Regions from separate parts of the Mus musculus genome. Here all the other regions are linked to region 3. The links are chromatin loops, found by intact Hi-C in ENCODE. Cell type or tissue: left cerebral cortex. All regions are shown on one strand. Links, peaks and the distances in the headings refer to the core of each region. The heading gives the core; the rest is flanking DNA.

Region 1 (9,590 bases), core at 4,591-9,590, 79 kb before region 3:
CTCCTCAGGGGTGGGGCAGTAATGGGTCTCTGGGCTTCCACCTCCCTTTCTCTGATACTACTTTCCCTCGTAGATCTTCTGTGTGCATGGAGGTCTTTCCCCTTCCATCCAGACCTTGGACCAGATCCGGACAATTGACCGAAAGCAAGAGGTACCCCATGATGGACCCATGTGCGACCTCCTGTGGTCTGACCCTGAAGGTGAGGGCAGTACCTGAGCTGGTGTTACCTTTAGCTTGTGGGGATGGGATTTAATTAAGCAAGTGTATGAAGAAAGAAGAGTCAGGCCAGGATAGCTTGGGGAGAGGAGGGCAAAGTTGGTCCACACTGGCTTTTTCCTTCCTCCTGCCTGACTGGATGCTGGTGTGCTCAGGCCTATAGTAGCTTGGCTCATGAGTTTTCGTGGCTCAGAAGATCTGTTCAGGGTGAAGTCATTGGCTCCCTGGGTGGGAAAGGTCATAGACTTGACAATAGCTTCTTTGCAGGTGAGCCTGGTCCCCTAGAATGATGGCCCTGAGGGTTCCTTTGTATGGAAGTTCCCCTCTAGTTCTGGCAGAATAGAGATTTAAAGCCAGGCTTTCTGAGTACCAGTCCTAAGCATGCCCTCTAATCCCATCAGTGTTTTTCCAGACTGCCCTATGTGGCAGAAAATGACCTTACTGCCAGGACAAACCTTGATCATAATGGTTCTCTGGGCATTTTTTTCTCCTTAGAGCTTCTCTGTTCTAGCATTTGCTATCCTGTCTCCCAGATCCCCTAGAACAAGCCTCTGCTTAATGAGGAAAGATGCACGGGCTTTTAATTCCTTGGTATAATAGACAACCAGAGGAGCCCACACACTGTCCTTGTCTTGTCTCAGACACAACAGGCTGGGGAGTGAGCCCCCGCGGGGCAGGTTACCTGTTTGGCAGTGACGTGGTCGCCCAGTTCAATGCAGCCAACGACATTGATATGATCTGCCGTGCCCACCAATTAGTGATGGAAGGCTACAAGTGGCACTTCAATGAGACCGTGCTTACTGTGTGGTCAGCGCCTAATTACTGCTACCGGTAAGCTGGCAAGGCCAGGAGCCCGGGTGAGGGTAGGTATCTGCGCCAACCATTGTTAACTCTACTTTTCTTAAATCCAGCTGTGGCAATGTGGCAGCCATCTTAGAACTGGATGAGCACCTCCAGAAAGATTTCATCATCTTCGAGGCTGCACCCCAAGAGACACGTGGCATCCCCTCCAAAAAGCCAGTGGCCGACTATTTCCTGTGACTCCTTGGCCCCAGCCCCTCTGGCCCTTGGACCACTGTGACTGCCCTCTGCCCAGTCGGAGGCTGGGTCTGAGGGGCTGCCTGGCTTTGCTTGCCCCAGGGTGCGGACTTGCTCTGGAGAGGTGGAGCCTTGGCTCCTGGCTTCCTCTCCTTTCTCCCACTTGATCCATGAAGTTTTCAGTCATTTTTTTTTTCTTTTTTCCTTTTTTTTCCTTTCTTTTTTCTTTTTGTTTTTGTTTTTAGATAAAACATTTTGAGAAAAAAAGAAAAAAATTCTAATAAAAGAAGAAAAATAGACTTAGGTTCTGTCAGGTTTGATTGGGGTGGACATGGAGACCTGCTCTGCTTGTCCGTTGGGCCCGGAGCCTTGAGGCTCCATCTGCTAATCTTCTAATCTTTCCCAAAGGCTTCCTTAGTGCTTCATGAAATCTAGGTTCATGGACAGCCTTGATTCTTAAAGCAACCATTGTGAGGAAGCTTTTCCATCTTGAAGGGGACAGCCCAGAGCAGGCCCTTTCCTAGCCACAAGGGCAGGGCAAGCAGCTGGACCTTAAAGCTGTGGCTCCCCCAGCCCCACCCAGGGCCAACACCATTAGCTCAAGTTTCCTGAGCACTAATGTCTTTGGAGTTTTATTAACAAAAATACTCTGATCCTGAGAACAAATTGGCATGGCTTGCACTAGTAACAAGGCCCCCAGGAGGTGGGGGTACTGGGCTGGGAGCCCCATTTGGCCAGGCAGAGGCTCCCTCCATTCGCACTAAGGTGAGAGCTGAGGGGAAGCAGGCCCCAGCTGGACTCAGAGCTGCCTTGCCTGAGCTTTGAAGCCAGAGGGGGTGGAGTGAAATCAAGGTGTGAACTAAAGGGTGGAAGAGAGGCCCAAGCCAGCCATTTGGTGGGGGGGAGGGGGATACCACTTCAATGCGGATGCTACCAGGCTGGGGGAAGGGAGCTGGAGGATCAAGGGAAGATGGCATAGGGTTACTACACCGAGGCTCAGTACATTGGCTTGGATCCCATGTCCAGATAACCTCCAGGTCCTGGGTACGGTAGAGGGAAGGGACCCCCTTGGATGAAGTGTGGGGCAAAGGATGGTACAGATGGAGCTGCCTGATAGGCAGAGCCCCCTGGTCCAGGCTGTAGGTCCAGAAATGCAGCTGAGTAGGGGGCTGGGCGCCCAGGGTCTGGAGCCTCAGCGAAGCTGGGGGTCCTAGTCACAGGAGACAGGTATGAGAACGGAAGAAGGCCACCCCCTCCTGGACAACCCAGCCCTCTACCCTTCACCTTACCTGGCTGGTAGGTGACTGGGGGCGCCATGAAAAGCGGCAGGGTGTAGAAGGTAGGCCTCAGCACTGGGGCCCCCACATGGAGGAGCTGAGGCAGAAGCAGCTTCCTGGGGGGTTGGGGCCTGCTCTGGATCTGAGTCCCGAATGTCCCCACCCAGGGTGGAGTCACAGGGACCCCCTGGTGTATCTAAGGAGAAAAAAAGCACAGATTGGTTAGGGGAGGTTCCATGTCTCAGTTTTGGCCCCATGCCACCAGGACAGCACTCACCCCCACTCCCACAGGCCTCTGTGGCCACTGGCTCTGGGCCCCGAAGTTTCCTCTTCACACGGGCATCCCGCTCCCTGGGGAATGATGGTGGTGACGATGATGATGTGATGATGATGGCACTAATAGTACTTACCAGGTGCCAGGCATTCCACCCTCCCAGGCACCCTGTGGGCAGGTGCTATATTATACCCATTTTACAGATAAGGAACTGAAGACCAGAGAAGCCACTAAAAAGCAGCAGAGCGGAGGTTCCTCTCAGACTTGTAACTTGGTTCTTTAGTGCTTTCTTTCCTCGTTGGGTATTTAGAATCTGAGAAAGCCCCTTCCCGGCAGCAAAGTCCAGTATCCGCCCAACTTCATAGCTGCCCCACAGCCCTTTGGCACCTGACAATCTATACTCCTTTCAGGAAGGCCTCCCTGACCTGTGGCATCACACACCTTCCTCACAGCATGTCATAGCTCTCTCCGTATTTGAGCTAGTGAACCAGTCACTGTTGGGATAGACTAGCAGGGCTAGGTCAGCTCTCAGGGGCTGTACTTGGAAGAGATGCCCAAGTCCTTCCTTGGTAAGCATTGGCTGGTCTCCCTTCACTCTGCAGCCTCACTGTAGGACACGTCTGCCTCAGGGCCTTTGCACATGTCTTTTTCCCAGACACTTAGTTTTCCCTCCCCTTCCCAAAGGTCTTTATCCATGTCCTTCGGCGCCTTTTCTCCAGTTTCCCTCCAGGCCTTGCCATCTTTTGCAGGCTTTATTGCTGCTAGAATTGTATAGTTTCTCATTTTTGTCTGCTCTGCCGGCTAGTCTTATCAATTGTATGAGGACTGAGCAAGCTTAAGTAATTGTTGAATCGAGTGAATAGAGCCATGTGGTGGTGGCACACACCTTTAATCCCAGCACTTGGGAGGCAGAGGCAGGTGGATTTCTGAGTTCGAGGCCAGCTTGGTCTACAGAGTGAGTTCTAGGACAGTCAGGGCTACACAGAGAAACCCTGTCTTGGAAAAAAAAAAAGAGTGGACACATGTTTTTACTTACCATCATGTTCCTGGTACCCTGGCACAGTACCCGGCACACAATAATTAGTAAGCATTCCCTGAATGAATGATGCCCACCTCTTACAGTTTCTGCCATTTTCTCGGAAACCTTTGGCAAAGGGATTGGCTGCGATCTTCAGCTGTGTGATCTGAGGACACACACGCAGGTCAAAGCCCCTGTAGCCTGGGCGACAGTCACTGACCCTCCCTCAAGCAAGGCCACTCACCCTAGGGTTCTGGTAGGCTGTCACAGAGATGAATGTGGTCTCAGGAAATCGGAAGGAGGCCACACCCCCCCAGTGTTGGCTGCATAGTTGGGTGGCTCTCACCAGGTGGATGCGAGGCTGGTACTTGTGCATCGAGTGCAAGATCAGCTGGGAGGGAAGAAACGAGGTGACTCCCAGCCGTCACCTTCCTCCCATTACCACCCTAACACCCCACCAAGGAGTCCCAGCCTGGGCCTCACGTGGCCATGGGGGTCCAGTGTGCTGTTGGTGAGCTTAACACGATGGAAGGATACGGGCTGCCGCATCCAGTGGGCACCAGTGGCAGGAGAGTCAGGGTGAATGTAGACACGGTCGGGTAGGCGGGGTTCAGCCTTGCCACTTGGCTCCCAGTGCTGGCCCTGCCAGCGGTATCGGGCCCCATCCACTGGAACCACATCCAGAAGAAACAAGTAGCGGGCCTCTGGGTCCAGGCCAGTGACTGATACTCGGCAAGCAGGGAACATGCGCCTGCGCAGGGAAAGGGGAAGGAGGAGAGGCCTGGAGCTACCCTCTAACAGCTGTGAGCCCAGCATCAGTGAAGGAACTAGCAATAGGCACCTCAGTTTTGGCACGGTAAAGCCAGAGAGGTGTAACTAGGTTCTCCAGCAGAGTCTAAGAGCCATTGTACAGATGGGCAAAGGGGACAGACAGGTTAGGGGTTCTGACAGGCCGGAGCAGGTTAATCTCCCCACCTGCCCCTTCACTCTCTCCATCCTAGTTACAACATGGTACAATTCTGTCTCCGAGCCCTTGCCACATCCTGTCCAGGCTCCTGCCCCCTGCCCCCTGTAACTCTCTTTGCAGAAACAGTGGTAACTATTTTCTTCCTGAAGCCTTAGGAGCCTCTTGCTCCCCACCTTGGTGCAGCACTGACCTCTGTGGCAGCAAAGACTAACTTTCTTCAGAAATAATAGGTGCTGGGCCCTGGGGACAGGATTTAGCCTGGGGTTCAGGCCTTAGAGACCTTGCCAGAGCTCACACGGTAGGCAATCACCTTCCTTCAGGGTGAGCTGGGACTTAGTCACACACGGCCCCTGATCCTGGACAGATTCTCCCACACTGGTCACTGACTGGTCCTTGACCCTTCTCATAGGCTGTCTGCTTCTGAGTTAGGCCACATGCCAATCTACAACCCAGCCAGGCTGACCTTTCTGACCCTTGATAGAATGGCTCCTAAACCCAGTCACAAACTCGCCAGCCTGATCCTTAAACCTCGACACAGTGTAACTCCTGTTAGTCCAGGGTCACAGTGTCAGGCCATAGTTAGATTCTGCTGTCTGGGTTGTCCTAGCCCTGAAGGGGCCCCTAACCCTAGCTCTGTCCCAGGAATTCTCTTTTCTAAAAGCTGACTTGGCCGTCCCTCACCTGCCAGCCTTGGTGATGATCATCTCTGTCCCCACAGCGCTGAATTCCTTCCACAGTTCCTGGTTCTCCAAGCTCAGGCTGACCCCAGGAAGCGAGTGAAGGGCCTCTGGGGGTGGCGGTGCTGTCTCGGGGCCCAGAGCAGATGGGAGAAGGGGCAAAGGAGCGGCTGCAGCCAGAGTGTGGGGAGCTGCCTCGATCCCAGAGAGGAAGCAATCCAGTTTAGAAGTATCCAAATCTGGAGATGTGGGAAGAATGAGGATCCAGGGGAGGGCCACATATTCCCAGTTTCCTGCCCCTTACCCAGAGCCAATCCAACCGCTCACCAGGGTAGCGGTAACCCTCTGTCAGGGCAGGTGGGAAGGTGGAGTCTGCCCCAGGCTGGGGGTGTCCCAGACGGTAGCCAGTCCCCAGGGAGGGGTACAACTCTCGTGGATGGTACATGTTGTAGTTTCTTCTGGCCTTGTGTCCCGTTGCTAGAATCCGGGGTCTAAGGGATGCCCCCTTTATAGCTCACAGCACAGCCCCTTCCAAACCAGAGATCACAGCCCCTCCCCTCCTTGGGGCCCTGGAGGTGGGCTGGAATGGAGACCCCTGGGGCCTAGAAGGGGTCCAAGAGGAGGCCGGATACCTGGGTACCCTCCCCTCTCCCTCGCAGCTTCACTAGTCCCGACCCCCTACCCCCTCATTACATAATTAACTCCTCGGTCTGATTGATCCCTAGGGCTAAGACAGGGACGCAGTTTGGCGCTTCCGGCCAGCTGGTCTCCGTTCCCACGGTGGGGGCAGACCGGCTAGGGGGCAGGGGTGGGATCTGGATCCTGGCACCGAGCCTAGGATCCCGGGTTAGACCCTAAAGCCCCAGACTTTCTGGAAGGTGACCCCCTCCCTTTTTTTCACTTGGAGGACTAGCCTTGCGAAGTGAACGCGAGGACAAGTGCAGGGTTGATGTCTGAGCTGATACGCCAGACACTGGGCATCTTCAAGAGACCGAGGCAGAGGACTAAAGCCTAGAGTCCTCCCTGGTTTATAGTCTGAAAAGCCTCCAAGTCTCAAAAGTTGAGGGGCGTGCACAGTTACACATCTATGGTATCTCGTGCAAAAAGCGCAAGGTCTCACGCCGAGAACATTTCAACTACACTTCCCAGTAGGCACCGCGCCAGTCGCACGTAAAGGCCACAGGCAACCTGTGCTGGGATCCCTGGGAATTGTAGTTCAGACTGGGGCGGCAAAGCCAGAGAATTGGTGGTCTTCTCTGACGCTTGCCCCCGAGGAACGAAAGCCAGGACTAACATAGGCAAGATGTCAGGAGCAAGATTAGTTTGGTCTACTGTTCCTACTCCATTCCCCCTGCTGAGGGCTCTGAATGGAACCCATCTATAGGGAAGGAACTTGGATTCCAGGTCCCCTCTCTGTATTCCATGTGAGCCAGGGGCTGTCTCCATTCCATTGTTTTATTATTTACAAATGCTACAGAACGAGAACAGACACGTTGCAGGTAAGAGGGATCCAGTGGGAGAGATTCACAGAAAGGTGGTGCACCAGGGCCATGAGAGCAGCACACAGGCCTTATCTATGGGACAGGCAAGACAGGAAGGGGTTAAAAAATGAGATCCAAGCCAGCCAGATCGCAGGGAGGTGCAGGGGGTGGGGGTACAATCCCCCTCTTTGTCTCCCCCCAAGGTCACAGTGCATGCAATAAAATGTATGTACAGGAGCTGGGTCCTTCCCCTGTGGGGGCCCTGAGGGTCCAGAGCTCCCTTCAGGAGGAGCGAAACCAGTGGCTCCCCCTGGCGGCCAGGCCAGGCTGAAGCCACATGCGGCAGGAGCTAGGTCAGTCCCAGCCGTTGTCTTTGATCATGTGGTTGAGTTCAATGATGTATTTCCCCTCTTTGTACTTCTGGCTGCTCTCAAAGGCTTGCTCCTGGAAGGAGAGAAAGGGCTGCCAGGCACAGACAATACTTTTACCACTAGGCAATGGGGTTTTGGGAATGAATACCATTGGTCTTGGTTTATATATGAAAAACAAAAAACAAAAAACCCTGTGGCCCAGAGAAGCTCAGCTGCCTGCCCAGACACCACTTTTCCTCACTGGGAAGAGAGAGAACTCTGAAGCACGGGTAGTTCTGAAAATCAATGACAGCTCCAACAGGGAGGATTTGGAAGCCCCTACAAGATTTCAAGGTCCAAGGATTACAAACTGGTGGCCTAAGGGCCATTTCAACCTAAGGTAGTTTTGTTTAGATAGCAGAGAGCTTAATATAAACAACTTTAGGAGTTGGGGATGTTTATCTTGTGGGAGGGCCTGGATTCAATACAAGCACCACATTAAAAAAAAAAAAAAAACAATAAAACTTACAACTAAATGATAACTATATATATACTCACTTCATTTTGCCCCAGCCTGCTTTCTCTGCCCTATATCTACCCATTTATAAACCCACAGTATCTGCTTGCTCTTTTTTTGTTTTGTTTTTGCTTTTGTTTTTCGAGACAGGGTTTCTCTGTGCAGTCCTGGCTGTCCTGGAACTCACTCAGTAGACCAGGTTGGCCTTGAACTCAGAAATCCGCCTGCCTCTGCCTCCCAAGTGCTGGGATTAAAGGCGTGTGCCACCACGCCCGGTTCTGCTTGGTCTTATAGACATTTGAAGGATTTTGTTGTACTTTGAGACAGGGTCTACATAGCCCTGGGTGTCCTGGAGCTCACTAGGCTGGCCTAGAACTCAGACATCATCTGCCTCTGCTTCCTCAGTGCTGAGATTAAAGGCGTGCGCCACCACACACTGCTGACATTTGAGTTTTTAACCTCTGGTCTAGGCTACATTTTAGGATTTCAGAGGGGCCAAGCCACCTGTGCAAAGACACACAGGAAATCTGTGGCAGGGTCAGAGGTAAAGTAAGATTAGGACTGTCTTTGCAATGGGGCATCCAGCTTCTAGAAACATGCCAAGTGCCCAATTCCCTATGCTATCCTCAAGTGTATAAGGAATAACTTTGTTACGTGTAATCTGACTCTCACAATGATATTCTGTGCCAGGTAGTGGCTTTATGCTCCCATGCCAGGTAAGGAAATGAGACTTGAGGTTGTGAAATCAGATGCTAGACAGCATCAGAAGTGACAGGAGCTATGCAGAGATCTGGGGACCTAGTTTCCACATTGCTACAGAGTCTTAGTTGTGTGATCTTGGGCAAATGTCCTAGCATCTTCAGACCTCCTTGTCTTCTGGAACAGACTCTGCCACCAGAATAGCTGTAATGATCGAGAGACTATGTGCCATGTGTTCACATGCATGGCAGATAAGCAATTGATAAATGGTGATTCTACATGATGCTAATCATCTAGGACAGGGGTGCAAATCCTTCGAGGGAAGAGAACACCCTCAAAGCCCTGCAATGGACAAACGCCAGTCACTGGGGAAAGAAAGCCAGTTTGTGCTGGGCCACTGGTACTCTGAAAGGCAAAGGCAGATACTTTTAAGGAAGAAGGGATGAGGTTAGGTCAAAGGCCAGCCTAGGGTCAGAGATCTCAAACTCACATATTTCCAGCCCAAAGTGGTCTTGCAGTTCTCACAGTGGATGTCAGCGACAGCATGAAGACCTGTCAGCAGCACCCGCTCTTCTGCTGGCCCGCAGCCCACATTCACTCTGTGGGGACAAAGGGTAGTCCCAGGGAGGGTCTCAGCAGCCCAGAGCCACCCTCTAGCTAGTATGTTAAGTGTCTGGTCTTAGCCTCTAAGAGGAGCCTGATCATGGCTTCCTGTCAGAAACAAGGGACTCTGGGAATATCAGCATACCAGGGAGTCACAGGTCACAACAGAGGTCAGGAAAAGAAAGGAAGGAGATGAATACTCACACAGAGTTGAAGAGGTAGGCACGTCCCTGACTGCCCTGGAAGGACTGGAGGGTAGTGGGGAGACGAGAGGAGGGGGTTAGGGCTATTGGTGGGGAGTTGCCAGGCAGCCCATTGCCATTCTAGACTAAAATGTGACCTGCTTACCTTGGAGATGAGGTCGTCGTGGTTGGCCAGGTGAGCACGGCAGTGGGCACAGCTATACCTCCGGTGACAGTCATCCAAGTAGGCCTGAAACGTCTTGGGCTTTGAAATCCGCACCATGGCGGGG
Region 2 (10,461 bases), core at 2,700-7,699, 54 kb before region 3:
TTGGCCCCACCCAGGTCTTGGCAGGGACTGGAGAGAGGAGGAGAGGGTTCTGGCCAAATGTAAACAATGCTGGCTCCTTCCTGCTGTGAAGGCCTGGGATCTCCAGGGGAAAGCTGGGTATCAGCCAGGCAGCCTTTCAGTGACTTCACAAACAGAGGAAGAGAGTGGCCACTCACCGACTTCCTTTCTCCTGGACCCTCTTACATTCTAGTTGCCCTCACCCTCCTCCCCTTTCCCAAGCTGGACTCTCTCAATCCCAGACAGGTCCAGGGGATAGGAGTTAAATGGAGAAAGTAGATGAAGCCTAGAGGATTCAGTAATGGGACAGGAGAGAAGAGATAAGGAGGGGCAGGCAGGTCTCCCTGTGCGGTTCCTGGGTCAGAGCTGCTCCCATAGGAACAAAGGCCCAGAGCAGAGCACACAGTGGGGCAGCGAGAACTCACAAACCCGTATACCACAAAATAAGGCACATTCTAGAGACCCTTCCCTACTTTGGGCCCCTAGCCTTGCCAGGGGCAGAGGTGCAAAGGTTTGCCCCACCCTGAGCTTTGCTCTCCTCTCTCAAACTCTCTGTCACAGCCTCATCAGGGGGGAACCAAGGCTCCCACTACCTGCTCGTGGGTCCCTCACTCCCCCTTCATCCTCTTAGCTCCACCTTTATCTCTAGGGTCCCCCAGGTGCCCCTCCCTTAACAATACAAGGTGGCTTCAAAGCCTCCAACCCCCCTCCCTGGAGAAAGTAGCGCCTAGTCCTCCAGAAGTCACTGCACGATACTTCCCCTGCGACACTCCCTGAGCCCCCCATGTCCCGAGCACACACCTGCTGTCCCTGCTCCGAAGCCCCCTCCCGGGACGCCCCCTCACCTGACCATGCCGTACGCGCCCTCGCCGATGTACTGCAGCTGCGTGTAGCGTGGGCCCACATCGAATGGCTGCCCCTTCACCACCTCCACCTCCCCGGGGACCACCGGGACGACCCCAGCAGTTCCCCTGGGCTCCCCGCCCCCGCCCCCCGGAGCCGCCGCCGCCGCCGCCATCTCCACTCCTCCCGCCTCCCCCCGCTGCCCCGCCCGCGGCCCCGCCCCTCCCTACCGCCCTGTCACCGCGGGGCCGCGCGCCAGGCTCCGCCCCCGCCCCCGCGCGTCCCGCCCCCGCGCCTGCCGGGCGAGCCTGCGCGGGCCCGAGACGTCACATGGTCTCCTGGGCGCGCACCCGGCTTTCCCGCCTAGTTACGCTGTTCCTTCCCTGCCTTGGCCACTAGGGTACTTTAGTCTGCCAAGAGAGTTCTGCAGCCCCAGGGGCCAGTGGCCCTCAGTAATGCTAAGGGAACCCACCCGGCTTACAGTTAACCTTTGAAGACCTGCCTCACATCTTTGTTTCATTTAAACAGATAGTGGTAATCCAGGCTAGCCCCAAAGGCTCTCTATGTGGTGGAGGTTGGCCTTGAACACATCCTCCTGCCTTTAGGCCTGAGCCATCATACAGATTCAGGATGCTACTAGGCAAGCATCCTACCACTGAGCCACATCTCCATCCTTTCTTTTCTCTCTCTCTTTCTTTTTTAAGAGGGTCTCTTGACATGGAACTGGCTGTTCCAGAACTCACTATGTAGACTAGGTAACCAGGCTGGCCTCAACATACTAACTCGCCAGTGCTAGGATTAGTTAGAAGCTGTATGTATCACCATGCCCAGCTTCCATAATTTCTTATTCGTTTATTTGCCACATTTATTAATTTTGTGTGTTGGAGCGTAAGTATGTCACAGAGCCTGTGTGGAGGTCAGAGGACATCTGATTCCTTCCACCATGTGGGTCCCAGGTGTCCAATTCAGGCTGTCAGACTTGGTAGGAGTGGGCCACCCTGAGTTGCTGAGGGAGTATATCTTACGTTTTATAATGAGGAAGCAATCTGGAGGGTGGTGGACGGCAGGCAGCACTGTGAAGCTGTGAAGTCGGTCCTGACTCCAGTGTGAAGACACAGGCCTGCAGGGGGGCTCAGGTGTGTGCTGAGGCCCCAGTGTCGTACAAATCCTCTGCCTGATTGCCCAGAGGACGTGCAACCCAGCTCACTTCACGGGAGAAGGAGGGAAAGGGTGGTAGCTGTGGACAAAGGTAACTAAATCAATTTAAATTCACTGTCACCTTTTCTCTGTCTCTGTCTGTCTCTGTCTTTCTGTCCCCCCCTCCCCCCACGCTGGGCTGGTAAGATGGTTGGGTAGGTAAAGATGCTTGCCAAGCAAGCCCAAAGATCTGAGTTGGATCTCTGGGACCTTCACAATGGAAGTAGAGAATTAGCTCCTGCAGGTTTTCCTCCAACCAACACAAGCATGCTATAGCATGAATGTGGACAGACACATATTCACACACAAAATAAATAAAATAGAATTTAAAAATTACGTGCATGTCTGCCTACAGGTATGTGCACATGAGTGCAGGTGCCCACCAAGGCCGGAGGAATCAGACCTTCTGCAACTAGAGTTCTAAGAGGTTGTGAGCCACCTGATATAGGTGCCAGGAATCAAACTTGGGTCCTCTGGAAGAGCGGTATGTGTTCTTCAAGGTTAACACATCTCTCCAGCACTAAGGATGTCATTTTTAAGTTTGGATTTGACAATCTGGAAAGATGGCTCAGGGATAAGAGCACTTACTGCTTCAGCAGAGACTCTAGGTTCAGTTCCCAGCATCCACGTGGCAGCTCACAAGCATGTAGCTCCAGGGCATTCAGCATCTTCTTCTGACCTTCGAGGGCTCCTGCATACACATGCTGCACTCAGGTACCTCTACACATTATTTACTTAATAAAATAATTAGATTTGACAAAAACAACCAGAACCCTGTGATCACTTGGAAGACCAAGGTAGGATGACTGTCAGTTTGAGGATAGCCTGGGCTGTACAGTGAGCTCCTGTCTCTAAAGGCTTGTTTATGTATTTTATGTATATGACTGCTCTGTCATCGGAAGAGGGCATTGGATGCCATCATAGATGACTGTAAGTCAGAATGTAGTTGCTGGGAACTGAACTCAGGGTCTCTGGAAGAACAGCCTCTTAGTCACTGAGCCATCTATCCGGCCCCAGGATCCTGTCTCTAAGTGCATAAATAAAATAAAAATCACTCCTTTGCTTCTAGGTTCCGTCTGGTCCCTGCAGATGGATGGCTAGGGATCATATCATGTTCATTATTGTACCTCCAGTGCCTGGCAGACCAATGTTAAGCATGTTTAAAATGTGTTCTGTTATTTAATGTTTGTGTGTCTGTGTTGTAAGTGCGTATGTGTGAAGGTGCTGTGATTACAGACCTGTAACATCATACTCACTTAAGTCTGAAATTCAAACCGACAGGGGTTTTTTGTTGTTTTTTTGTTTTGTTTTGTTTTGTTTTGTTTTGTTTTGTTTTGTTTTGTTTTTTTTGAGACAGGGTTTCTCTGTATAGCCCTGGTTGTCCTGGAACTCACTCTGTAGACCAGGCTGGCCTCGAACTCAGAAATCTGCCTGTCTCTGCCTCTGGAGTGCTGGGATTAAAGGTGTGCGCCACCACCGCCTGGCTTTTTTTTTTTTTTTTAAGATTTATTTTTTTTTCCTATGTAAGTACACTGTAGCTGTCTTCAGACACTCCAGAAGAGAGTGTCAGATCTCATTATGGATGGTTGTAAGTCACCATGTGGTTGCTGGGATTTGAACTCAGGACCTTTGGAAGAGAAGGTAGTGCTCTTAACCACTGTGCCATTTCTCCAGCCCCCATAAACTGACAAGGTTTGGCCCTGAGGGTATGGTGGGGTCTGTATGCTTAGCAAGGCTAGAGTTGTGATGGTGGCGTCATCAGATTTGGAAAGTCGGAGAACCCAGAACCAGGCATCTCAGTAGCCAGCAGCACCCACAGGATTTGGACCTGCCCTGGCCCCCGAGCAATCAATGAACCACTTGGCTCTCCACCTGTGCAGGCACACAAGCTAGAGCCACTGGAGAGGAGGGAACCTCAGTTGAGAAAATGCCTCCACAAGATATGACTGTAAGGCCAGGTAGTGGTGGCGCATGTCTTTAATCCCAGCACTTGGGAGGCAGAGGCAGGCGGATTTCTGAGTTCGAGGCCAGCCTGGTATACAGAGTGAGTTCCAGGACAGCCAGGTTTCTATACTGAGAAACCCTGTCTCAAAAAAACAAGCTGTAGGGCACTTTCTTAATTAGTGAGTGATGAGGAAGGGTATAGCCCACTGTGGGTTTTTCAGAATTGTGTGATACATACAGTTACACACAGTTGGTTGTGAGCCGCCTGATACGGGTGCTGGCAACTCAGACCCTCTGGGTCTGCTGAGCCGTCTCTCCCAGCCTGACACTTTTAAATGAATCAATCATCTAACATATGGGGAGTCTGAGAGTTAAGTTAGCTGACTTGAGTCAAGAAGGGGCCACTACTTGACTCAAGTACTTTTCACACAGAGACTTTTGCAGATGCCACACTGTCTTGGAACCATAGACGGCTCACATGGAAGCCACACTCTGGTGCTGCCATCCCACCTCATTTTCCAGAACTGAGTGATCCAGGAGCCTCACAAACACACAGAGCCTAGGCTTGTTTCTCTCCAGGGTATTGGGAAAAAGTGCTTGTACAAGTTACAGATCAAGAGACAATAGAACCAATCGTGAGTGTTCAGAGAGCCAAGCACTGTATGTAGCTCAGGTCAATGAGGCTGAGCTGCGGATTCCCCAGAGCTCCCACGTCACTAAAGTTTAAGAGGTACCGATTAGATCGATGACTTCTTTGGTAATTGCTTTGATAGGCTTAATTATATGGCACTTTGAGCAACATTCTGGGCTCGGCTAATGGAAGATTGCTGTATAATACAGGCTCTTACTGAAGACCTGGAACTTGCTGCAGTCAGACTGGCTGGATTAAAACCTCATGATAGGAGCTGTGATGGCAAATGCCTATAAACACAAATACTTAGGAGACTGAGGCAGGTTCAAGACCAAGTTGGGTCATATAAAGAGAAAATATATCAAAGGTAAACCCCCAAAAGCTGGAGGGGGGCAAGGTCACTTTCAGGAGAATTGGGGAGGTGGCCTTTTATTTCATTATTTTATGTATTTATTTTTGTTTTTAGAGGCAGAGTTTCTCTATGTAGCCCTGGCTGTCCTGGACTCACTCTGTAGACCACGATGGCTTCAAACTCACGCCTTGGAAGTGCTGAGATTAAAGGTGTGGGTCATCACCCCATGGCTGAGGAGGTAGCCTTCAGTCACTGAAACATAAGTGAGGTTGCAGAAGCTGGAAATGGAGAGAGGACGTCGAGGAAAGGGAACAACATATGCTAAGGGATAGAGGCAGGAGCCTATCTTGTCTGGCAGCTGCAGAAAAGGATCTACAGGAGGGCCAGGATAGCTCTAGAGGCAGCCCAGACTGATGAAGGTCTTAGCTTTAGGCAGACTTTGGACTTTGGATGCTCCTCAGGAAGTAGTGAAAGCCCTAGAGCGACTCTTGCCAGATCACATTGCTACTGCAGGAGGATATAGTGACTCAGAAAGTGGCGTGGGGTTCTGTTTAAGTGGGGTTTCTTGAGCAGAGTTTTCCTGTGCAAAGGAAAGGCTGGAGAGATGGGCGGGGCATGCCACCACCCTCAGGCCTCTGGGTAAGGAAGCGCGACTGCGCTCTCCCCCTAGTGGCTGAGATTGGAATTTCCTTTAAGGATCGGGCTGGGATTTTGGGATTTCTCAGACTCCTTTACAGACCAACATTTAACTAAAGTAGTGGGCGGTCGCCTTTAATCTCAGCACTTGAGAGGCAAAGGCAGGCAGTTCTCTGTGAGTTCTGGGACAGCTTGATCTACATAGCGAGTTCCAAGACTACATAAAGTGACCTCGTCTCTTTAAGGTATTAATTAAGGTAGACTGATCATCTATTCTCCACCTGTCACCTTCATGTATACCATCCCCTGCGATCCTCGCACCAGCCAAATGAAGGAAATGACGTTCACGTTTAGCTGGGGAAAAGCAGACATTGAAGTTCAGAGAACGAAAGGACCTGGGAACTGTGTTCTCCAGCAGCTCATGGGTAAGAGCGGTGATCTGAAAGGAAATGGTCCCCATAGATGCATGGATTTTAGTAACTGACCACCAGTTGGTAGGACTGTTTGAGAGAATGAGGAGGTGAGTCCTTGGTGAAGGAGGTATGTCACTGCGGGTGGGCTTTGAGGTTTTCAAAAGACTTGCTGCATTCTGAGTGCCTCTCCCTCTCCCCTCCTCCTCTTCCTTTCCTTCTCCCCTCCCCCCTTCTTCTCCCCCCCCCCTCCTGGTTGTGTCGTAAGATGTGAGCTCTCAATATTGTTCCAGAATCATGCCTTCCTGATTGCTGCCGTACTCACTGTCATTATGGCTATGAACTCTAACCCTCTGAAACTGTAAGCCCTAAATTGGGGCTTATAAAAAGCTTACTTTTATAAGTTGCCTTGGTCAATTAGGTCTATCATAGCAATAGTAAAGTAACCAAGACAGAGGAGTGTTTTGCCTCTATGTATATATGTACTCCATGTGCCTGCCTGGTGCCTGCGAAGGTCAGAGGAAAGCACTGGACCTCCAGGACTGGAGTTATGTGTGGTTGTAAGCAACCATGTGATGCTGGGAACAAAACCCAGGCCCTCTGCAAAAGCAGCCAGTGCTCTTAGTGACTAAGCCATCTCTCCAGCACCACCAATATTATATTACTTATGCATAGTTGTGCAGCGTGTGTGTCTGTGTGAGTAAATGCCACCTGTGCGCAGGTGCCTGGGGGGCCAGAAGAGGGCGTTGGATGCCCTGAAGCCGAAGTCACCCGGAGTTGTGAGCCACCTGACATGAGTGCTGGGTTTAAATTCAGGTCTCTTATTTGGGGGGTGGGGGGGTGGGTTCAAGACAGGGTTTCTCTGTGTAGCCCTGGCTGCCCTGGAACTCTTTCTATAGACCAGGCTGGCCTCCTGCCTGCCTCTGCCTCCTGAGTAATGAAATTAAAGGCCTACACCACCATACCCGCCCTTCTTATTTTATTTATTTATCTATTTATTTATTTATTTATGTATTTATTTTTGGTTTTTCGAGACAGGGTTTCTCTGAATAGATCTGGCTGTCCTGGAACTCACTTTGTAGACCAGGCTGGCTTCGAACTCAGAAATCCTCCTGCCTCTGCCTCCCGAGTGCTGGGATTAAAGGCGTGCATCACCACTGCCTGGCTTCTTTTTGTTTTTTCAAGGCAAGGTTTTTTTTTCCTGTGTACCTCTGGCCATGTTGGAATTTTAAAGGCTGGCTGGAAACTCAGAGGCTTGCCTGCCTCTGCCTCCTGAGTGCTGAGATTAAAGGCCTATGTGACCATTGCCTGGCTGGCCCAATACTTTCTTCACTTCTATAAATACCTCCCCCAGATCTCCACCCTGAGCTACCTGTGTGCCTCACATATGGTGTGTTCTTCCAAGAAGCTCACCACAGTCTGTCATAGGCTTGCTGGAGGGTGATGCACTGTGATGGTTACGAATGTGGAGGCTGCAAGACTCTTTGTTTGTTTGTTTGAGTATACTGTCTTCAGACACACCAGAAGAGGGCATCAGATCCCATTACAGATAGTTGTGAGCCACCATGTGGTTGCTGGGAATTGAACTCAGGACCTTTGGAAAAGCTATCAGTGCTCTTAACCACTGAGCCATCTCTTCAGCCCTTTTTTGGTTTGTTTGTTCATTCGTTTGTTTTTGAGACTAAGTCTTGTGTAGCCCTGGATGGCCTTGAACTTATTACATAACTAGTGGTAACCTTAAGTTCCTGAACTTCTTTCAAAATCTCTTCTTGTCTGTGTCTTTAACTTCACTTCCTGTGAGCTGCAGAAACAGCCAGCTACGGTTTCAGCAAGTATTGATTTCCAAGCACGTGGTGCACCTGGTCCCTAGGGGCTAAGGCAAGAGGATGGAGAAGCTAGGACCAGCCTGGGTTACATAGTAAGTTCCAGGCCTATCTTAGCTATAGAACAAAATTCTATCTCAAAACACACACACACACACACACTTATTGAGTGTATTAGTTACTGTTTTATTGCTGTAAAGAGGCACCTTGACCAAGGCAACCCTTATAAAAAGAAAACATTTCACTAGGGGCTGGCTTACAGTTTCAAAGAGTTAGTTCATTATCATCCTGGCAGAAAACATGGTAGCATGCAGGCATGGTGCTGGAGAAGGAGCTGAGAGAGCTACCCTGATCTGTAGGTAGAGAGAAACTGGACCTGGTATAGGCTTTTGAAATCTCAAAGCCCACTCTCCTTAGCTTGCCTTCTACACAGCCACTCCTCCTCATCCTTCCTAAACAGTTCACTGGGAAGCAAATATTCCAAGAGATGAGCCTGTGGAGGCCGTTCTCATTCAGACCCCCACACTGTGCAAGGTAGGTCATGGCTAATCAGAGAGGAAAATGATGCCCCATCTTACTCATGTTATAATAGCTGTGTGAAGCTAGTGTTACCTTTGTAATGTGGCTCTGGCTGGCCTCCACTTGCCAGAACTCCAGCTGTGTGCTGTCTGCTTGGCCCTGCAGCCCGTGGGCTTTGGTAGGTTGTAAATTCATCTTCACTTATCCCAATGTGTTTTCTACTTCCTCAATGTGATTTTCCTTTTGTTTGTTTTTTTTTAGTTCTCGAATAGTGTTGCCTAGTTTCCACATATTTTTGAATTCCCTTAATTTCTTTTGTTGTTATTTTGAGCTCTTGTGATTGAGAAACATTCTCCGTACGACTTGAGTCCTTTAAAACTCGTGGAGGGTGGCTCTGTAGCCTGGCATATGGTCTGTCCTGGAGGACATCTCTGTGGTACTGTGCACATCTGCTGTCGCTGGGCAGGGCGTCCTCATGGTGACCTTTAGGTTTGACTTGTGCACAGTGTTCAAGTCCTTTGTTCCTTTGCAGCATCGAAGTCTCTCACTGTTGCTATTGAATCGTCTCTTTCCTCTCTCGGCTCTGTCAGATCAAACCTCACAGATGTTGCTGCTCTGTGTTTGGTTGCGGTGACTGCATCTTTTACATCCTTGAGAGATTGGCATTTTGGGTTATAGTTGTTGTTTTGAGACTGAGTCTAGCTCTGTGTCTCAGAGGTCCTTCAGCTTCGGCTTCCTAAGTACTTGAAATGCTGGTATGAGCCGAGGTGCTCAGTATAACTGCTTTTAAAATATTTCAAGGGTAGGGAATAAAAACCCTATAAATTAACACTGTCTTTCAAGGTGGCCTTCTCTTCGCTGCTGCTCTTGTGGGCTCATCTCTTAGCTTAAAGAACCAGGTCTGGTGTTTCTTTCTCTCACCTTTTTCTTTCTTTTTGTTTGATTTGAGCTCTATCTATCTAGCCCTCTCTTTTACTTCTTCAAGCATGATTTCCTTTAGTTTCTTGGGCATCTTTAGTGTTTTGCTTTGTTTGGAGTTTGTAATGCTTGAGATGGAAAGAGAGAAAGAAGGCAGAGCCCTGAACGAGGTAGGTGTTCAATTTCCATCTCTGTTGCTGTGAAAAACACCTTGAGGAAAAGGAGGGAGGGGCTTAAGGCTTACAAGTTACTGTCCGTTACTGCATGGACATCTCAGTGGCCAGAGCGTGGGACAGCTGGTCCCCTCAGACTCATCCTCAGGACTACTCAGTCTTCCTATAAAGACCAGGGCCCTGGCCTGGAAGTGGTGCCACACACATTCAATTAACAATCAAGACGATCCTCACAGACATGCCTAGATGGCCAGCTTTGTTTAGGTGACCCCTCATTAAAACTCTCTTTCCAAGTGACTCTAAGGTTTGTTGTATTGACAGGTGGTGGTAGCATATGCCTTTAATCCCAGCACGTGTGTGTCTTGTGCCTGTGGCGGTCCGAAAGGGCATTGGGTCCCCTGAAACTGGAGTTACAAATGGTTGTTAGCCACCATGTAGATGCTAGGACTTGAACCTGGGTCTTTTGCAAGAGCAGCAAACCCTCTTGCTTACTGAGCCCTCTCCTGAGCCCATAGAGCTTGGTTTTGTTGTTGTTGTTGTTGTTGTTTTTTTAAAGATTTATTTATTATTGTATCTAAGTACACTGTAGCTATCTTCAGACATACCAGGAAAGGGCATCAGATCTCATTATTGTGTGTGGTTGCTGGAATTTGAACTCATGACCTTCGGAAGAGCAGTCAGTGCTCTTAACTGCTGAGCCATCTCTCCAGCCCCCATAGAGCTTGTTTTGGTTGTTTGCCTCCTTATTGGATTTGTGACTTGCCTAAGCTATTTCTTTTTAAGATGTATTAGTTTTGGGGCTGGTGAGATGGCTCAGTGGTTAAGAGCGCCGACTGCTCTTCCAAAGGTCCTGAGTTCAAATCCCAGCAATCACATGGTGGCTCACAACCATCCATAATGAAATCTGATGCCCTCTTCTGGAGTGTCTGAAGATAGCTACAGTGTACTTACATATAATAAATAAATAAATCTTTTAAAAAAAAGATGTATTAGTTTT
Region 3 (10,461 bases), core at 2,071-7,070:
TCGAACTACTTCTACCTTAAAGAAGAGTTTCTTCTGACTGGGTCTTGCTATGTAGCCCAGGCTGGCCTCCTGCCTCAGCTTCCTGACTACAGATGACTGTCAGCACACCTGTGTCCTTGAGCTTTGCTGACACTGCGCCTCAGCCCCCTACCCTTCTCCAGAGCCACTTGTGGTGTTTCCTCTTCCTCCCAGGATAGCCCAAAGCTTTGGTAAATGGCAATAATGAAAAGAACCAACATCTTTTGGGTTTTTGAAACAGGGTCTCACTATGTAGCCTTGGTCTGGAGCTTACATGTGGACCAGGCTGGCCTTGGTTTCACTGACCCTTCTGCCTCTGCCTCCGTAGTAATGGATTTACAGGTGTGGGCCACCATATCTGACTGTAAGACCCCAACACTAATTAATACCTGCCACTCTGTAGATGCAAATCCAGCTATCCTTGGAGTGACCATCTCCATACGAAGGCAGGTAAGACTGTTATAGACAGGAAACTGGGGCTGAGATTAAATTAACCTGCCCAAGGTCACTCAAATGAGTGACAGCCAGGAGTCACAACAATGGTTCCAGCAAAGGCCTTTCTTCCTCTGCCCTTGCTACCGTGACAACCCACTCCCCTCAAGGGACAGGAATGGACCACAGCCCAGCTGTGTGTGATATCAGACTTCTGTGTGTACTCAGTGGCTTTTAAACTGTGTCAGACGGACTCCCGACTCCCTCTTCTCATGGCCCGAGAGCTCTCTAGAGGGGGAGCACTACTCATTTGCCTCCATAGCCCCAGCACAGAACAGGTGCTCCATAATGCCCAGTTATTTTACTTCTTCCGGGCCTCAATGCCACGAAGCAGAGGACAAGGGTGTCCCCGCTGAAGCCCTAAATCCCTAGAAAGGAGAAATGACCCCCCCAAGGCCTCCCAGAAATCCATTTGGGGTAACGACAGGAGAGGTCCCTCCTGTAGCAGAGAAGGCTCTCAAGCTGGTTGAAGCCGTTCTAAAGCTTTCTCCGGTGCCAGGGAAAGGACCTCGAGGAGGCAGCGGGCGGCTGGGGGAGGGATGAAGGAACGGGATATTTTTGCGTTCTGACATTAAAAGAAGAGTTGATTCGCGTCAGCATCTGTTCGGGGGTTGGAGCTGACAGCATGGGGAGCGGTCCCAGTCTTGCAGCCCTGGAGCGAAGGGCCGGGCCTCCATGAGCTCCGCCCAAAGGGGCGCTACCACCCGGAGGAGGCCGGCGCACGGCCGCTGCTCATTCATTGTCTTGACAGAGCATCCTCGGTGGCCAGCCTGCAGCTCCTCCATCCTTCTCTCCTTCCTCCTCTACTTGGGAGGGGTCACGCTCAGCTCTCCGCAGCAGGTGAGGCTGGGCGCCGGGGGAGGGCTGGTCACAAGGGCCAGGCAACGCTGCCATGGGCCACCTGTGGGGCCAGCGCCAGTGTGGGGGCAGGACTGTGGGACTGTGGGGGCGGGCGAGCTGTCAGAGCCACCAGGCTGGGGACAGAGAGCCGGTTTGTGAGCCCCGCCAGGAGGATCGAGGACGAGGGAGTTCGAAGGGGCAAGTAGGTCCCAGAGTGCTCCAAGGTGAGGGCTAAGGACCATCGTGACCAAGATGGAGGTGGGCTCCTGGGAGCGGCCGTAGCTGGGCTCAGAACCTATGCCCCGGGGAGGGAGCTTCTGAAGGTGGGGGATGCAGGGTGGGGTGAGCCAAGTAGCTGCCCTGAGCTTTGAGACAGGAAGGGGTTGAGTGCAAAACAAGACTAAGTTCCCCTTTCCGTGGTTTCCGGGCTTGGTACCTGGGTGGGGGAGGAGGCCGGGTGGGGCACATCTTCCGCCCCTACCTTGGATTGGGCTTTCCTTCTCCCAAATCCAGACTGCTCACTGGGGTCTTGTGTCCCCTTCCTGTCTTGGAGACTTCACTCAGGCACTTCACCTGCTTTTATTTTTAATAGACCTGGGAGCCTCCTTGGTGATACCGGGGTGTGCGAGGACTGGAGTCCCAGCACGAAGGGGCTGAGTCCCCCATTAAGGCAGAGCAGATGGGTGAGGCTGGGGAGGTGGATAGAGGCTCTGGGCAGGATGCCTTCCACAGCGCAGCCGAGGTTCCTTTACTGAGCAGGAAGGAGGAGGGATTGGGCACAGGATAGAGGCAGCCCCTGGGCTTCACTAGCTGGCTGCCTAGCCACAGTGGGTAACCATCTTAGCGGACCTCAGGGAAGTCAGGGTGGGCCTCTCCTGAGTGTAGTTTAACGGAAGCAGAAATGGCTCAGAAGAACATCTGCTTTTTTTCTGAGCGGAGGTTAGGAGCAGAGGTCTGGGGAGATGCTGGGACCCAAGCCATTGCTGCTTCTTGTAGCCAGAAACCTGGGGAAGCCATCCTGCTACTGCATCCCTTCCTAGGCAAGCTGGCTTGCATCCCTCTGTGTGCCATCCCTGAGCTGGAAGGCCAGGGAGAAGCCCTGCCCTGCCTTTAGGAAGCTCTGTGTGAGGGATGTGGGATCTAGAAGAGTTCGATAGGAGGGAACCTATCTCCAGACTGTCTGGACCACTAGGAAGGAGGCACTGTGTCTTAGTCAAGAACCAGACCCTTGGAGCCACACCATAGCAGGCTGTTGTAGGGGCTGATGGTGCAGGATTGAGGGTGTGGCTTGAAGTGCCTGGGAATTTGACAGAAAAACTGGGGAGGGTAAGCAGGGAGATAAGCAAGCTGTCAGTCATGGTCAGGGTGCCTCAGACGCCATGCTGGAACCCTCAAGGCCAGGCCAAGGGTTGCTCTGGGGATGACAAAGTGCGGCTGGGATTGACCCAAAGAAAAGTTTACAATCTGTATCCTTCAGGATGAGCCGGCAGGTGGTTCGCTCCAGCAAATTCCGCCACGTGTTTGGACAGCCAGCCAAGGCTGACCAGTGCTATGAGGATGTGCGCGTCTCACAAACCACTTGGGACAGTGGCTTCTGCGCTGTCAACCCCAAGTTCATGGCTCTGATCTGTGAGGCCAGTGGGGGAGGGGCCTTCCTGGTGCTACCCCTAGGCAAGGTGAGCTTCCGGAACCTCAATGGTCCTGGGGAGGACTCTGCTGTCCATGGAGACTGTGGGGTCCTCAGTAGCTGACTGTGACCCAGCTTCCCTGGGGTTCTGTGTTGATATCTGTAAAATGGGACAGGGCCATTTGCTACTTAAGCTCTCTGGGGACAAAACAAGGGGGGCAGGTCCCCCAAATCTTGGCTTGGGGTTTTCTGCTAAGGATAAGGCTGCAGGTCTGGCGAGGACTTTGGGGACCCTTCAAGCGTAAGCCCTGGTGGAGACGAGGCAAAACCCTTTTTTTTCCTCCCCTCTGAGCCTGCTGTTCTTCAGCTGAAGTTCACTCCTGGACTCCTCAGGGGGTGAAACAGGAAGGGGAGATAGGCCCCAAGTTTTACCTTAAAAGGGCCGATGGAAGCAGAAGAGAAGAGGAAGTGGTTGTCGGGTTGAAGCTGGGCCTGCACCCTGCTCAGCTCCTTACACAGGAAGCAGTTGGCTCTCGGAAGAGGCCATTTCCAAACCTCTGCTGCTGTCTAGAGGCATCAGACAGACCTCCAGGCCCAAATCTATAGGACACATCCTATAGCACTCTTCTCACACTCTCCTCTTGGGGACCACAGCCCCATGCTCACCCTGGGTCCATGGTACCCACACATGACACTGAGAAAGAGGGCCAGGATCTTGGCCAGAGTCTCATTTGGTGCTAGCTTTCTTGGGACTAGACGATGCCAAGTCCTCCCCACCCCAGTGCTCCCAGGGACCCCACAGCCTTCCTCTGCGTCCCTCTGCAGGGGTGTGTGGGGAGGTTGGATTGGGTTCAGAGGTCAAATCGCCTCCATTAGAATCCCCGTTGTGCCCCCAGACTGGACGAGTAGACAAGAACGTGCCCCTGGTCTGCGGCCACACTGCCCCTGTGCTAGACATCGCCTGGTGTCCACACAATGACAATGTCATTGCCAGTGGCTCTGAGGACTGCACAGTTATGGTAAGTCTGTTAGGGATGTGTTCTGAAGGAGTCTGGAAGAAGGACCTGGTGTTTGAAACCCCAGACTCACTCTCCCCTTTCTACAGGTGTGGGAGATCCCGGATGGGGGCCTGGTGCTGCCCTTGCGGGAGCCTGTCATCACCTTGGAGGGCCACACCAAGAGGGTTGGCATCGTGGCCTGGCACCCCACAGCCCAGAATGTGCTTCTCAGCGCAGGTGCCATAGGGGGCGGAGGGGAGGGCTAGGCGCGACTTGACAGGGGGCAAAGGCTCATGGTTCAACGCTGGACCATCAATTGTGCAGGTTGTGACAATGTGATCCTGGTGTGGGACGTGGGCACTGGGGCAGCTGTGCTGACGCTGGGCCCGGATGTGCACCCGGACACAATCTACAGCGTGGACTGGAGCCGGGACGGTGCTCTCATCTGCACCTCCTGCCGTGACAAGCGAGTTCGTGTCATCGAGCCTCGCAAAGGCACTGTTGTGGCTGTAAGTTGCCGTGAAACCTAAACCTTGGATGTTGCTCCTCCTGCACCCACCTGGGGTCTAGTCCCTTGGTGAGACTGTGAGAGGCTGACCTACTTTCTTTCCTCTCAGGAAAAGGACCGTCCCCATGAGGGGACTCGGCCAGTGCACGCTGTGTTTGTGTCAGAAGGGAAGATTCTAACCACGGGTTTCAGTCGCATGAGTGAGCGGCAGGTGGCGCTGTGGGACACAGTGAGTGCTGAGACACAGGGCCCCGCGGGCTGGGGATCAGGGCTAGACGCTTACTCTACCACGTGACTGTGGCCTCAGTTTTCCTGTGAGATGGGGAGTTTCCATGCTTAGTCTGAGGGCCTTTGCCTGCTGATTGTCCAGTGAAGCCTTGACATGGTCCAGTCTGTTGCTCTATCACCTCCTGTCTCTACAGAAGCACCTGGAGGAGCCACTGTCCCTGCAGGAGCTGGACACAAGCAGCGGAGTCCTGCTACCTTTTTTTGATCCTGATACCAACATTGTCTACCTCTGTGGCAAGGTGACTCAGGCAGGAGGGCTGGGGGACGAGGGAGGTGGGTAGGTGGCTTGGTGAACAGACAGCCGGGCGCCCTGTTCTGATGGTACTGTCTTGCCCACACCCACAGGGTGACAGCTCTATCCGGTATTTTGAGATCACTTCTGAGGCTCCGTTCCTGCATTATCTTTCCATGTTCAGTTCCAAGGAGTCTCAGCGTGGTATGGGCTACATGCCCAAACGTGGCCTGGAAGTGAATAAGTGTGAGATTGCCAGGTGACTGACTCCTAATTGACTGACCCCTAATCCTAGCCCGATCTTCAGCACCCAGCCAGCCGTGCTGAAGAGTGCCGCTCATCTTCCTGTTTCCACAGATTCTATAAGCTTCATGAGCGGAAGTGTGAGCCCATTGCCATGACAGTGCCTAGAAAGGTATGCTCTTATGCTCCTCCCAGGGTGCTGGGGCAGGAAATGACCACGGGGGTTTGTAGGGTGGGACAGAAACATAAACACTCTTGTGACCAGCCTTGGCCTTGCCCACAGTCGGACCTGTTCCAGGAGGACCTGTATCCGCCCACTGCAGGACCCGACCCTGCCCTCACAGCTGAGGAATGGCTGGGTGGTCGGGATGCTGGCCCCCTCCTCATTTCCCTCAAGGATGGCTACGTGCCCCCAAAGAGCAGGGAGCTGAGGGTCAACAGGGGCCTGGACAGCGCTCGCAGAAGAGCTACACCAGAGCCCAGCGGCACGCCCAGCTCGGTAAGGCGGGCGGGGGGCTGGGGCAAAGCCTGCATGGATGTGCTCAATGTCTCATGGGGAGAGAGTCCAGTGTTAGAGATGCCCAAGCCAAGGGCAAGGAGTGGGTGACCTGGAGGCCTTAGAAACCAGGTTGCAAGCTTATAGGCATGCAGTAATCCGGGTAGCATCTGCTGGGAAAGAAGGGCCCAAGCCTTGCAGCTCTTGGAAAGGCTAGCAGATGTCAGAGGAAGCAACAGAGAAGCTGGGCCTGATACAGGGCTGGGTCTCCTAGGATACCGTGTCAAGGCTGGAGGAGGACGTGAGGAATCTGAACGCCATAGTGCAAAAGCTACAAGAGCGCCTGGACAGGCTGGAGGAGACTGTTCAGGCCAAGTAGAACCCCAGAGCCCTCATCTGGGGCCAGCCATCCCCTCTGCTCCCACCCCACCCTCAGGCCATATGGTGAATAAGACGAAAATAATAAAACGGCTTTATTTTCTGGTACCTCTCAGACTCCGGTGAACTGGTGAGCCCCGAGGCTTCCCCTTGAGAGTTCTCTGAATGCGCTGCCCCCATTCGGGCTGTGGGTCACTTCCAAATTCACACTATAGCAGAGGAAAGGGCCTTGCCCGGTATGATACCTGCAGGGATGGATGGAGCTGGACACTGTTCTCTGTTCCCTAGCTCCACCTCAGAGCAGGTCTGAGTCATCCAAATCCCTATCTTAGGGCCCCCAAAATGTCCACAGTCACCCCCAAACTTTTCGTGTTTTCTTTGATAGTGCTGGACCAAAGCCGTTAATATGCTATGTAGGCTGTCATTCTAGCTATGTCTCTAGCCTTGACCCCAAATTAGCATTTCCTGGTCAACTCCAGCACAGCCTGCAAACAACCACACTGATAACTCCTTGAGCTACTGACTCAAAGAACAAAAATAACAAGACTGCAGAGCAGACGCCACTCACGTCTGTAATCTGAACACTTGGGAGACCGAGGGTTGCTGCGGGGTTCAAGCCAGAAACTCAGTTGACAGTGGCTATAAAGTGAGATACTGCCTCAAACCAAACCAAACCAGATGGGGCTTGGGTGTGGCCTGGCTGGCAGCACCAGGCCCTAGGTTTGATTCCTTACCCTGCATAAACCAAGTGTGGTGCCCACACCTATAATCTCAGCACTGGGGAGGCGATGGCAGGAGGGTCAGAAGTTCAAAGCCAGCCTAGAATAGAGACCCTGTTTCAAAAACAACTGTAATAAAGCCAAAAACAGGAGGTTGGAGGGTTGACTTAGTGGTTTAGTGTTTCCCTTGCAGTCATAGGGATTAGAACTCAGATCCCAGCATCCACATTACAAGCTGGGAAACCTTGCAAATACCTGCAACCCAGCTCTGATGTGGATAAAACAGGATTTCGGGGCTGGTTGGCTTCCAGCCTAAAGAAGAAGCAAACATGGGTTCAGAGAGAGAGAGAGAGAGAGAGAGAGAGAGAGAGAGAGAGAGAGAGAGAGACTACTTCAAAGGAATAAGTTGAAAATGACAGAAGGCTGAGCAATGGTGGCACACGCCTTTAATCTCAGCACTTGGGAGGCAGAGGCAGGCGGATTTCTGAGTTCGAGACTAGCCTGGCCTACAGAGTGAGTTCCAGGACAGCCAGGGCTACACAGAGAAACCCTGTCTCGAGAAACCCAAAAAAGAAAAAGGAAAAAAAAAAAAAATGACAGAAGACAGATACCTGACGGCCTCTTCTGGCCTCCACTCACATAAACAGGCATGTATATACCTGCAAGCAAATACACTCACACATACACACAGGTAAAAACAAAACTTGGGCTGGAGATGCAGCTCAGCAGTTCAGAGAACTTGCTGTCGTTCCAGAGGACCAGAGTTCTAATCCCAACACCCACAAAGCCTTTAGTCTCAGCACTCTGGAAGCAGAGGCAGGCAGATCTCTGAGTTCTAGGGCAGCCAGGGCTACAAAGAGAGTCCTGTCTCAAAAAACAAACAAACAACAAAAACTAAGGGAAAAAAAACTTGACAAAACAGACAACATCCCATAAAGACAAACGAATAAGGAAACAGTCGGACCCTGAGCTAACATGGAACAGGGTAGTGGTTGGCAGTTCCGAAACCATGGTCTAAGACCCCCCAACCCCACTTCATTCTCAGCATCCTCCTGCCTCAGAGAATTGCCTGTAGGTTTCAGAGGACCTGGCCTCTGAGGAAGACAGGAAGGAACAGATCTCTTAAACCCTATCTATAGGAGTAAGGTGTTTGTTTTTGTGCACTGTGACCGTTTCACACGGATCCCCGTGGTCCTGAACACCTGATACTTCTGCCTCTACCTTTTATTCTACATGTGCGTCACAATGCCTGGTTTATATGGTAATGAGGACTGAACCTGGGGCTTCAGGGATGCTAGGCTAGCACTGTCGACTACCTATATGAGTGCATGCTTTTAAAGATATTCTCAATATGACAGCAGTTGCTGTGCCTGATTGGTGGGAGACTCTAGAGCTGGGGTCACACAGAGCGGTTCCAGAGGGTAGAGCTGGGATGGCACAGAACTGTTCTAGAGGGTCGGAGACTCTAGGGCAGAGGTGACAGAGCGGTTCTATAGTGTACCATGGCTGAATTGATACAATGCAGAGAACACCCAGGACCCCACCCCGGCCCTCCTCTCTTCAGCACACCATGGAGTTTTCTGGGTATAGACAATGGAAAATTCTGCCTGCCAGCTTGTGTCTCACCCCGACAGGGCATGTGATCCTGGGCAAGCCCCTTCTGCCTATAAACTGGAGGAGGGCCATCACTGGGGAGTGAAGGGGTGCTCTTTTGGGGTCCTTGTGAGGAGACTGAATCACTAGTTCTCCAGAGGAACTGAAAATGTTCAGGAAATGATGCCAGGGACAGGGAAGACATGAACACTGACTACTATGATCCCAGCTTGACCAACCTCTGTGATGAAATCAAGAGAAGATGGAGACAGGAAACTGGGTGGCTGAGACAAGCCTTGACAATATGGGAAGGACTGGGCATTGTGCTGGACGTCTGTAGCCATAGCTGCATGGAAGACTAAGGCCAAAGGATCCCCTAAGCTCATGAATTTACAAGCAGCCTGGGAAACATATGGGGACCTGTCTGAAAGACAAAACCAAAGCAAAGATCCACAGTGGAGAGGAACTAGCTGTGGGAGAGCTGAACTGAACATCAGCGTGCATTGTGTCCATCCCTCCTCCTGAGTGTGTACGCCTGTGAAGAGACTGACAGAAATTCTGTATCTTGTCTCTGCTACTTCCAGGAACCTGGAGTGAGGGAACCTGGGAGAATGCTCAGGGTTTCTGAGGGCTGACAGAGCAGGAACACCCTGCTTTTTGAGGTCTGACCTTGGTGACAGTACAGACCACAGGGTTTGACAGTAAAGCCTTGGCAGACTTAAGAACCGAATCTTCATTGTTTAAGTTGGGACCTAGAGGGCTCAGGAAAGAAATCCATCCAAATTTGCTGAAACAATGGCTGGAGGAGAGTCAGGGAAAAGCCACATCCGTGACTTGGCCTCAGGGTCTTCAAACAGCACACTGAGACCAGCTGGGCCAGGTTTAAATTTTAATGACTGTTCAGGCCTAGGCCCCTCATTCACGCCGCTGTCGGGTCCACTGCTCTGGGGTCAGAGTTTTCTGCTCAAAGGCATGGATGTGCGGGAGCTCTTCGGCTAAGCACTCGTTCACCAGCCTGGAGCGAGAGAAGGGAATGGGAAATGAGCGGCCTCAGCTGGAGTGATGGGCTCCGAAGCTAGGGTGACCAAGGAGATCGGAGACGTCTCCAAGAAGTGGGGATTCAAGGAGAGGACAGGAATCCAATCACAAAGGCAGGAGCACCCTCGGGGCTATGGGTCACATCTCCGGGCTTTGGGAATGAGTTGGTCCCACCCATGGCGAGCGGATGCCCGGGCTGCCATCCGGAGCCTGAGGCTTGGCTGGGTGAGAGGCTGGCTCCCGGGGCTCACCGGTGTCTCTGGAGCAGTGGCTTTCCCTCGAACTTAGCCGACACCACCAGGACTCGGAAGCTGGTCGCGCAACGGTTCAGAGTCGTGTCCTCCACCTCCTAGCGGGCAGAAGACCCGGACGATGGAACACGCGCCCAGGAGTCCTTCCCCACCGCCCGCGACCTCTCAGCATCGCACTCACCACATGCTCTGCCTCCAGGTCCTGCCGCAGCTTCTCGCGGAGGTAATCGGCGCTGAGTTCCATAACCACAGCCCGGCGGGGCTACAGCCCAGCGTGCAAAGAACCTCGCCTCGGGTCCCGCCACCTCGCTTTCCGCCCTCACTGCAGCCACTTCCTCCACGCCGCTCACTTCCGCCCTTCCTAGGGCGGCTTCGAAGGCAGCACTTCCGCCTCCTGGCTCCCTTGAATTCCCAGCACTTGGGAGGTTTCCTCCCAACAGTTAGCCAATCCGAGCCGGACTGGAGGGCAGCCAGTCCTGCGGTTCCGCTTGCACACCCTCCTCCTGCCAGCAGGCGGCGCAGCAAGTCGCTCTGCCGGCTTTCCAGGAGTTTGCAGGACCATTCTCCCGTGCTTTTTCCTAAACCAAGGTTTTGCAGTCCTGGCTACCCAGCCCTTTCCGAGGTCCGAGGTCCCAGAAACCACCCCCAACTCTGGCCCTTCAACCCAGAAAGTCCGGATGGACCATGCAGCAAGACCCGGGCGCTTCTTCGGTGTCTACTTGCTCTACTGCCAGAACCCT

Evidence for each region. Hi-C counts contacts between places; a loop is a spot of excess contacts. Peaks named below come from ENCODE experiments on the same cell type or tissue, not always from the same donor. Only the 100,000 strongest peaks of a DNase experiment are listed, where the experiment ranks them.
Region 1: it touches region 3 in a loop (4-fold over the local background); 12 of 42 quality-filtered maps call a loop at or near these places.
Region 2: a loop joins it to region 3, with 3.0 times the contacts of the local background. A loop is called at or near these places in 10 of 42 quality-filtered maps.

Annotation. Positions count from the first base shown.
Region 1 is chr7:126,777,830-126,787,419 of GRCm38, reverse strand. Ypel3 (yippee like 3) reads right to left here. Exons shown (of 5, transcript NM_025347.3): 2 at 9,467-9,590; 3 at 9,323-9,366; 4 at 9,006-9,114; 5 at 6,910-7,393. The coding sequence starts at 9,583. The coding sequence ends at 7,304. It overlaps Tbx6 (T-box 6), which reads right to left and starts at 5,937. Exons shown (of 8, transcript NM_011538.2): 1 at 5,796-5,937; 2 at 5,473-5,707; 3 at 4,308-4,575; 4 at 4,069-4,215; 5 at 3,920-3,990; 6 at 2,810-2,883; 7 at 2,545-2,728; 8 at 1,872-2,465. The coding sequence starts at 5,913. The coding sequence ends at 2,252. Ppp4c (protein phosphatase 4, catalytic subunit) reads left to right here. Exons shown (of 9, transcript NM_019674.4): 7 at 74-200; 8 at 859-1,048; 9 at 1,129-1,554. The coding sequence ends at 1,258. In left cerebral cortex, for the core only: a CTCF peak has its summit at 7,255 (motif pointing left); DNase peaks (open chromatin) are centred at 6,628, 7,002, 7,272 and 9,138; H3K4me3 peaks cover 1,620 bases; H3K27ac peaks cover 2,063 bases.
Region 2 is chr7:126,750,221-126,760,681 of GRCm38, reverse strand. Mapk3 (mitogen-activated protein kinase 3) reads right to left here and starts at 1,056. Exons shown (of 9, transcript NM_011952.2): 1 at 864-1,056. The coding sequence starts at 1,036. In left cerebral cortex, for the core only: a CTCF peak has its summit at 5,661 (motif pointing left); a DNase peak (open chromatin) is centred at 5,617.
Region 3 is chr7:126,695,541-126,706,001 of GRCm38, reverse strand. It overlaps Coro1a (coronin, actin binding protein 1A), which reads left to right and starts at 1,186. Exons shown (of 11, transcript NM_009898.3): 1 at 1,186-1,350; 2 at 2,828-3,026; 3 at 3,874-3,996; 4 at 4,083-4,212; 5 at 4,300-4,484; 6 at 4,593-4,712; 7 at 4,906-5,010; 8 at 5,117-5,262; 9 at 5,361-5,418; 10 at 5,530-5,745; 11 at 6,017-6,228. The coding sequence starts at 2,829. The coding sequence ends at 6,121. Slx1b (SLX1 structure-specific endonuclease subunit homolog B (S. cerevisiae)) reads left to right here and starts at 10,219. Exons shown (of 6, transcript NM_029420.4): 1 at 10,219-10,461. The coding sequence starts at 10,399. It overlaps Bola2 (bolA-like 2 (E. coli)), which reads right to left and starts at 10,002. Exons shown (of 3, transcript NM_175103.3): 1 at 9,903-10,002; 2 at 9,722-9,819; 3 at 9,309-9,447. The coding sequence starts at 9,965. The coding sequence ends at 9,348. In left cerebral cortex, for the core only: a CTCF peak has its summit at 4,697 (motif pointing right); DNase peaks (open chromatin) are centred at 2,914, 3,551, 4,695, 5,234 and 1 more place; H3K4me3 peaks cover 3,095 bases; H3K27ac peaks cover 3,086 bases.